2 separate regions of the Mus musculus genome follow, and region 2 is linked to region 1. Evidence: chromatin contacts called from ENCODE POLR2A ChIA-PET data. All regions are on one chromosome and are shown on one strand. Each heading gives the region's core, a stretch centred on a gene start or an enhancer-like site at or near the end of the contact. The rest is flanking DNA. Distances are from core to core; before and after follow the strand shown.

What was found. ChIA-PET counts read pairs that join two places held with the same protein, here RNA polymerase II (POLR2A).
Region 2: POLR2A ChIA-PET joins it to region 1 with 19 read pairs in Patski. The contact joins the enhancer-like site here to the promoter of Nt5dc3 in region 1. POLR2A ChIA-PET finds 5 or more read pairs at or near these places in 2 of 5 experiments (Patski and embryonic stem cell).

Annotation. Positions count from the first base shown.
Region 1 is chr10:86,776,543-86,780,782 of GRCm38, reverse strand. It overlaps Nt5dc3 (5'-nucleotidase domain containing 3), which reads right to left and starts at 1,778. Exons shown (of 14, transcript NM_175331.3): 1 at 1,472-1,778. The coding sequence starts at 1,673. Ttc41 (tetratricopeptide repeat domain 41) reads right to left here. Exons shown (of 16, transcript NM_001003910.2): 16 at 3,940-4,240. The coding sequence ends at 3,962.
Region 2 is chr10:86,878,649-86,882,888 of GRCm38, reverse strand. It overlaps Stab2 (stabilin 2), which reads left to right. Exons shown (of 69, transcript NM_138673.3): 45 at 3,940-4,059. Among named protein-coding and RNA genes, the nearest start is that of Gm16271, 91 kb to the left of the region's middle. Within about 2 kb of position 2,298, at least 1 of the 3 ENCODE cell types and tissues checked has a DNase peak (open chromatin) inside an H3K27ac peak, as active enhancers do.

The DNA of each region.
Region 1 (4,240 bases), core at 529-3,028:
ATTCTCTCCATACATGTCAGTAAAGTTTTTAACCAAAAATACAGAATAGCCTGGCATAGTGGCACACACCTTTAATCCCAGGATTCCAGGAGAGAGACATGAGATCTCTCTGAGTTCGAGGCCACCCAGGTCTACAGAGTGAGTTCCAGGACTACAGAGAAAAATCCTGTCTTAAAAAAAACAAAAAACAAAAACAAAAAAAACCAAAACAAAACAAAACAAAAGAAAAGAAAAACAAAAGACAGGAGTAGTGAGTGGTTCGTGTCTATAACTCCAGCACTTGAAAGACTGAGGCAGGAGGATTGCTTCAAGTTTAAGGTTACCTTAAAACCCTGTCTCAAAAAGACCAAAAAGAAAGAGGAAACTAAGCAAGAGAGAAGAGCTGACAGGGCCCTGACAGGACACACGTTTGCCTGGAATGGTGGTTCCCGCCCGCCTGGAAGGATAGAACACACAGGAGACTCATGACTTTAAGGCCTGGAATACACAACCCATCTCAAAACACTTGCCTGGCCAAAACCAATAAGCCACTCTTTCAAAGAAGTCTCCATTGCTTACACCTCGGAATGTGTTGTGAAGATATTCCAGGTGGGTTTTGTTTCACTTGAACAGGCATGTGGCCAAAGATGCAAATGGAAATCCTACAAAAACGTTCCCTCACCAACCCCCTTCCTCATGTAGCACCCTCCCCAAACCACCCCCTCCCCAAATCCCAGTGTCCTCTGACAGCTTCAGTGTCTGTGCTTCACTGGCCCTTTACTCCAGGTTCCAAACGTTTGACTGCAAGAAGCACAAAGCAACACACAGGACAATGGATTCCCGACCCTGAGTCAAAATCAGTTTTTGCTTAGGCCCCTTGCTCGCCCTTCCCGTCTACATAATGGACATGACCCCCTCCTCCGGAGGCTATGGGCGATTCAGAGTCGACATCAATACCTGATACTATTATAATCTGGTTCCTCTTTCCATTCCTTCTCCGATTCCCTAACCGCCCAGCCAAGCTCTTTCTCAGTTCACCTGACCACAAGTATTCCTCTTCTCCTCGCAGAGGGCGGTGGATAACCAGACCACCCTCCCCTTTCAAACAGCACATTTTATCTACTCCACCCTGCAAAAGGGAGACCGGCTCATCCTCCTGACCCAGTCGCCTGCGCTGGAGCCTGTCTAGGACAGCGCGGCAGCAAGCTGGGCTGCTACTACCATTCCCAGGGTGAATGACACCTAACGGTGTTTGGGGGAATGTCTTCCTACCGACGCCCTTGGAACTCTCGCAGCGGCCCAGAGCACTTGCGATGTACACTCCAGATTTAACAATCCCCAGGTATGAAATAGCTTCCCCGGCGGGGGAAAGCCAAAAAAGAGTTGCGAAGTTTTAGAGTCGCCTTCCCCGCGGGGGCCGCGCGACAGAGGCAGGGTGCGGGGGACCCGAGGGGTCCTCGAGTGGGCGGCGCAAGCTGGGACACGCACTCACCGTCCGTGCTCCTCTTCGCCTCGTGGTAGCGCGCCCACAGGTAGCTTTTCATGTCCACGGCAGCCGGGGCAGCCGGGGCAGAGCACAGGCGCCGAGCGCAGCCCGAGCGCGGTCGTTCTCGAGCCACGGCCCCGCCGCAACTCCGCAGCCCTGCCGCCGCCCTCGCCCCGGCCCCGCGGGCCGCCGCTGCCACCGTGGCCATGCTGCCTCTAAGCTGCCAGTGGCACGGATGGCCAGCGTCGCGAGGCTCCGGGACGCACGCCGGCAGTTCCTACGTCTGAGCAAGTGCCGGCGCGGCCCAAGAACCACCCACGGTGGGGCGGAGCCGGGGGCGAGGCTGGGGAGGTGGGCGGGTTCTAGAGGGAAGCAGGAGGCGGGGTCAAGGATTAGGCTAGGAGCTGCGGGATGGGTGGGGCCTGAGCTGGGTCAGGGGCGGGGCCTGGTTGGAAAGAGGAATGCCCCGGCTGAGTAAAGAATAGGGTCTAGAGAGAGAATGAGTTGGACCATCTCGATTGCGTCAGAGGCAGAGTCAGGGACCGAACCTGGGGAGACAGAGCCGGGGGCCTAGGCCAGTTAGAGGCTGGGTCAGGTGTGGGCCTGTGGAAATGGAGTGGGACGGAGTCTGGGTTGAGTCAAAGGCGGAGTCAAGGGCGAGGCCTTAGAGAAAGCGGGTTGGGCGTGGCCGGAGCTGCCAGGGCTCAGCGCCCGGTCGGCTGCGGTCACTTCCTGACCCGCGAGGCAGGAGGGGGCGGAGGGTGGTTGAAGTCACACGGGCTAGGATGACTCATCTCCGACCCTATCGCTGCCAGCAAGACTCTGCTCTACCTTCCTCTTGCCTTCCGTGGCGGGCCCCAATTCTGATTGCACTGATGAGTGTACGCACTATCCATCTCTGATCCCAGTCTCTGGAATGCGACCCACTCCGTGTCAAAGGCTTCTGCAGGTATCTCCTGGATCTCAGGTGCCTCTCTGAGACTGCCCTGAGGCTGAGCTTGGGCCTATCCAAGAGTTGCCCTTTAAAGAGTTGCTGGGCCGAGATTACACTCGAGGTCTAAAGTCGTCTGCAAGATCCTGCCCCTGAAGACTCCCGATAAATGTAAATTTCCTTAACAGTGCAGGCCTCTGGAAAGCCGGGTTCCCACCTCCAGAGAGGTCCTCCGGACATGATTAGCAGTCTCCTGCCCACGCTGGCAGCACGCTTGGTACCTGTTCCACTCACTTGCTTAACTGCACTTATTCCATGCCGCTCCTGCGGGACTTTCTATCACCAATTCAAGACCTACCTGAGAAACACTGGGCCCCAAGAAATTCCCAAAGTATCCCATGGTGACCACTGAGTAGGGGGGGGCGGTTATAGTGGGAATGGCTAGAATAATGAGAGGACAGACAAGGCACAGTGTGAGACAACCCCAAGCATTAGCGACTCAAGTTGTGGGCTGGAAGAGTCAGATGTTTTTGTGGAAGGTGATGACACTGGAGCTAGTCCCTGACTGATAATGAAAACCATTAATAGAAAGCTGGCTGTATATTTTATCGCATACACTCTTCCCAGCTGTCTTAAAAGGAACGTACCGCGTCTCTCCTTTAAACACAATGAAACCGAGGCACAACAGAGGTGAGATTGCTTGCCTATCGTCACAGAGCTGAGTCCCCTCTTCTGTTGGGTGGTAGGGAGGACGGTAGCTAGAAAGTAATCCTTAACTGTTACAGGTTAATGTTTTATGGATCAGTGATAAAATTGGAGGACAATAAAATGTGCAAATCGATATGCTATCAAATCCATGGGCTCTGGTCATTAAAAGCTTCCTTTATGACTTGAGGACATTTCACTTCCTATCTTTTCTTATTTTTACTAATAAAAAGTTTTGGTGATAACAATCATCAATTTTACTTAGGTGAATTTTTAAGTCAAAATATACTATAGAATTTTTTTTTAAATTACGATTGGTAAGAGTGCTTCTATATATTCTCTTAGACTATAGGACCCTGTGGAATCACGATTGTTGTACTTACCATAGAAACGTGGATCACTTGAAACCCACCCTTTGTAACTAAAACCAGATACAGCGTTATAAGAGAGTAAGAAAACTGAATCCCCAGACCTGGATAGTGACCACTCCTGCAGAGTTAAAAGAAAATATCTGATGAAAGAATCCAAAATAGGTGCTAGGGACCTGGCGTAGTCTGTTAAGAGCTTGCGAGCACGCGCCAGCACTGCTATAAAAAAATGACAGCCAGTTCCTATGGCCTCAGCACAAAGAACGGAGAGACAGGAAGCCCCCTGGTGCTCACTGACTACTAGGCGAATAGAATCCCCGAGCTCCAGGTTTCAGTGAGATCTCAAAAAATAAGGGGGAAAGCACGAGAACACTGACATCGACCTCTGACCTACACACAAACACGTGTGTGCACACTTGTACCACACACACACATACGCCTTTCAAGAGAAATGAGTAAAAACTCAAAGTACAAAACAGCCCAAAATTATTTTTATTCCTTATTGGGGTCATCTGAGGTCTTCAGCAATTTTGATTCAATCTGAGATCTTCTTGGGAAGCCTGGCTTCTGAGGAGTGAAGCAGTACTGAGGAGTGTGGAAGAGCCACTTTTCTGACACGAGTTCCGATATGGACTTCCAGGGATTGTCCACATTATGAGGTAGCTGCAGGGGTTGCCGGCAGATGGAAGTGATCAGGCCCTTTCTGCTGTCCAGCTCAGCAGAAGAAACACTCTGCCTTGAGAGTCTCACCAAGCCGTTCTTGTCAATGAG
Region 2 (4,240 bases), core at 1,049-3,548, 100 kb before region 1:
GGGAGTGGCAGAGTCTCTACAGGAAAGTCTGCACTTTCCACTCTGCTTTCCTGTAAGCCTAAAACAGCTCTTAAAGATTAATTAGTTAAACAAACAAGCAAACAAAACCCTGCAACATTCATATGAAAACAACTGTCCGTTCTTCACCCGTCTTTCACGCAGAACACACATGCACGCATGCACACGCCTGAACATAGCTTCTACTACCCAGACTTGATATATCTTCCCTGAGTAAGCTATCTTCCATGATATTAAGGAGAATGTGCCCAAGAGAGCACACAATTAGTCTAAAAGGTCCTACTTATCTCAGATATGTTATCTTGTATCAGTAAGCATCTAGAGAGATTCCAGGATCCAGGAACACGAATGTCATGACCTCATGGCAGTCCTGTTACGAGCAGCCTGCATCCCTCCCCAAAATATATCTGCTGATTCTCCCATGACTTCTTTTTCTTTTCTTTTTTTTAAAATATTTTTATTATGTATTTTCTTCAATTACATTTCCAATGCTATCCCAAAAGTCCCCCATACCCTCCCCCCCACTTCCCTACCCACCGATTCCCATTTTTTTGGCCCTGGTGTTCCCCTGTGCTGGGGCATATAAAGTTTGTGTGTCCAATGGGCCTCTCTTTCCAGTGATGGCCGACTAGGCCATCTTTTGATACATATGCAGCTACAGTCAAGAGCTCCGGGGTACTGGTTAGTCCATAATGTTGTTCCACCTATAGGGTTGCAGATCCCTAAAGGGTACTTTCTCTAGCTCCTCCATTGGGAGCCCTGTGATACATCCATTAGCTGACTGTGAGCATCCACTTCTGTGTTTGCCAGGCCCCGGCATAGTCTCACAAGAGACAGCTATATGGATCTATGCTGTACCAAACAAGCAGGATCTCACTAAGTCTGAAACTGGATAAACTATCTACTGCTGCTCAACCTATCCCAGGCCCAGGCCTCCAGTGGAGTATGCCTGATGCCCTGGCATGTCACATCTGGGACACTGGGGTCATCCAGGCCTCTGACAACCTGGATCAACATGACATTTATACACACTGATGATTTCTCTCATTCAATTCTTCTGCTCCCCAATGAGACAAGGACTAATTACCCCCAACTTGCTGATGAAAAGACTAGCAGTGAATTGTTTTCCAAGGCATTTTAGTTTCATTTCCTATTGCATGATAAAATTACCCTAACACAGCAAACTAGGGCAAAGGGGGTTTATCTGGGTCACAGTTCCAGGTCACAGTCCACCACTGCAGAGAAGTCACAGTGGTGGGAGCTTGAGAGAACTGGTGACATTATATCCACAGCCAAGATCAGAAAGTAATGAATTAATGCATGGTCTCCATTGCTGAGTCTAGATTGACAGTTCAAACTCACCATCAGAATAGGGCTGCTGTAAAATGTAACCATAGGCTAGGTACAAAATTTTATATGTGATTCTTGAATCATAAATCTAAAAGCAGTGTCAGCGAGGATGTTTCTGAAGGCTCTGGGGCAGCCTCCTTGCCTCTTGCAGCTGCTAGTGACTCTGGTATTCCTGGCTGTAGCTGCAAACTACAGTTTATGTCTGTGTCTGTGTCTGTGTGTCTGTGTGTCTGTGTGTCTGTGTATCTGTGTGTCTATGTCTGTCTCTCCCTCTCTCTTTCTCTCTTTCTCACCCTCCCTCTCTCCTTCCACCTTTTGTTCTTATACAGACACCTGTGAGTTTAAAAACCTCATCTCAAGACCCTTAATGACATCTACGAAGATCCTTTTCTAAAGAAAGTCACAATCACAGACAGGTACCTAGGGCTTAAGGACTTAGCCATGTTTGGAGTGGATACAATCTTTCCTGCCTCTGGCTGGCAGGAAAAAAAGATCCTTATCTGAGATCACAGAACTAGAATAAGACAAAACCAGAGCTCGAACCCACAGCTGTCTAACTCTAGGCCTCACTGTAGACCAAGCACCTTGATGCACTGTTTTACGTGTGCACTCCCAGTGGATGCTGGGAGAACCAAATTGACCACTGTAGTTGAACCCTCCCTCACCGAGCAGCTCTCTTTGCCTCCTTGTTTTTGTCTGGCCAGCTCAGGAGAACAGTGATCATAAGGACAATAAAGAAGCTAGGACACAGAGGCAGCTGGGATGTGGGGCTGTTGTTATGAGAATGGCAGCCTAGCCGGCTCTATTTGATAGTGGTTCTGTGTTGTTTTGGCCAAAGACTTAGGACATAGCTGCCAGGGAGGCCCAGAGGCCATTTGCTGCCCTCTTGCAAGCTAATGTTCAGGAATTAGCTCTCAATTCCAAAGTCATTAGGGGCGGAACAGGGAACCCAGCAGGAAGCTGGAAGACTTGGTGCCTCTCTAATGAATGCCATCTCCGGAGCCTCAGATCCCTGATGCTCTGAGTAGTGCCAGCCAGTGTTGGCTGTGTAAGAAGAACAGAAATTTTAATGTGGATTTTTTTTCAGTTTTTAAATGATGGTAATCACTCAGAGGAGAAGGCAAAAACTCTTTAAACATCAGGATAAGCAAACAAAATAGTTGTGGAGCTGCCCAAGGATCATGTGTTTCTCCCCAAGTGCCAAGAGCCAGGCAGTGGGCCCATCTGAGAGGTCGTTCCAAAACAGTCTCTGTCCCTCTAGTGCTGCTGCAACAGAATCCTCAGTAACTGAACAGAAATTTAATTCTCATACTCTAGAAGCCAAGGTCAGGATGCCAGCTTGTGGTACATGCCTTCTTGGTGTGTCATGACAGGCTGAGTGAGCGAAAATGAGGGAAAGGGAGAGAGAGAGAGAGAGAGAGGGAGAGGGAGAGGGAGAGGGAGAGGGAGAGGGAGAGGGAGAGGGAGAGGGAGAGGGAGAGGGAGAGGGAGAGGGAGAGGGAGAGAGAGAGAGAGAGAGAGAGAGAGAGAGAGAGAGAGAGAGAGAACCTCGATGCCAGTTTCAAGAGTAGAGAGCACTAGGTGAGGGCAGGAAGGAGTGGGTCAGAGAACAAGTATCCAGAACCACACGGAGTGAGTGCCCTCATGGTGGGGGGGGGGGGATAACCCACAGCCCCTAGACCTCTGGAGTTGACAGAAATCAAGAGGGCTGTGACAAGACCAGACTCTTCTGTATGGTCTTGGAGTTTGCTGGGTATTGCAGCTATCAAAGTTCAGGTTCATTGGCTGGAAGCTTAGGAGCTTGCTTTTCTAAGCAGCAAACAGAACTTTATCCTCTTGGGGTAGGATTCTAGGATGCTGACAAGCATTTTACTCAGAACGTATTTTGGAAAAGAGTCTAGGAGACAGGAAGATCTCGCAGCAGGCATTAAGCCTGTCTGATGGCTCCTCTGCTCCTGGATAGATCTGCTTTTCCTGGCTCCGAGTTCCTTCCTCACTGGAGGCTGCTCAGGAGCAGAGGCTGTGGAGATGCCGCCATGGCAGCTCACTTGAGCTGTGTTTGTATTTTAGCCTGCTCTTCCACGGCTCATGAGCTCTTGAGCACAAGGCAATAGGTTCCATTTCCTAGTGGCTTTCTGTCATCTTTCCTATGACCAAATCAGAGTTCGGCCTAAATATGGGAACTGTCAACCATGCAGAGTGCTTATCCACGGAGGGCTAGAGATCTGGTTATACAAGCCTGCTGTCTCGTGAGAGAAGGTTGCATACATAATGACCCACAACCAAGGGGCTGTAAGGCAAGTCCGAAAAAGGCAAGGAAGACTGGTCAAAGTTGGGGAGTAAGACAAAATGTGTGTGCATTTATGCGCATGCACATGCCTGTGTGTGTGTGTGTGTGTGTGTGTGTGTGTGTGTTACTAGGGATTTAGCACAGCCTTTGCACAGGACAAATAAGTATTCTACCACTGAACTGTAATATTCAATGAATTTCAGCACAAAATTGCTTAGCAAAAATTGACTAACTTCCTACTCTGACCAAATCCCTCCTCCACTTCTTGGCAACTTTACCAGAATAACGGCGGCTGCAGTCCATTTGCCTTCTGCAATCACACAGAACAAGATCAAAGGACATGTACCTGCAAGCCAGACTACACGGGTGATGGAATCGTCTGCCGTGGCAGCATCCATTCGGTAATGACAAGTCTCCAGGAAGTCAACTCCACTTCCCAAACTGCTGAGAATCCCAGTTGCGGGGGACTTGCAAATAAATCAGTTGCAATGAAAAGAACTTTGCCCAGGGAAATTCCTACGGCCTGGGGAGGGTGTCACAGTTAGGACTGGCCTAGCTCTAGAGTCAGAAACATCTGCGTTT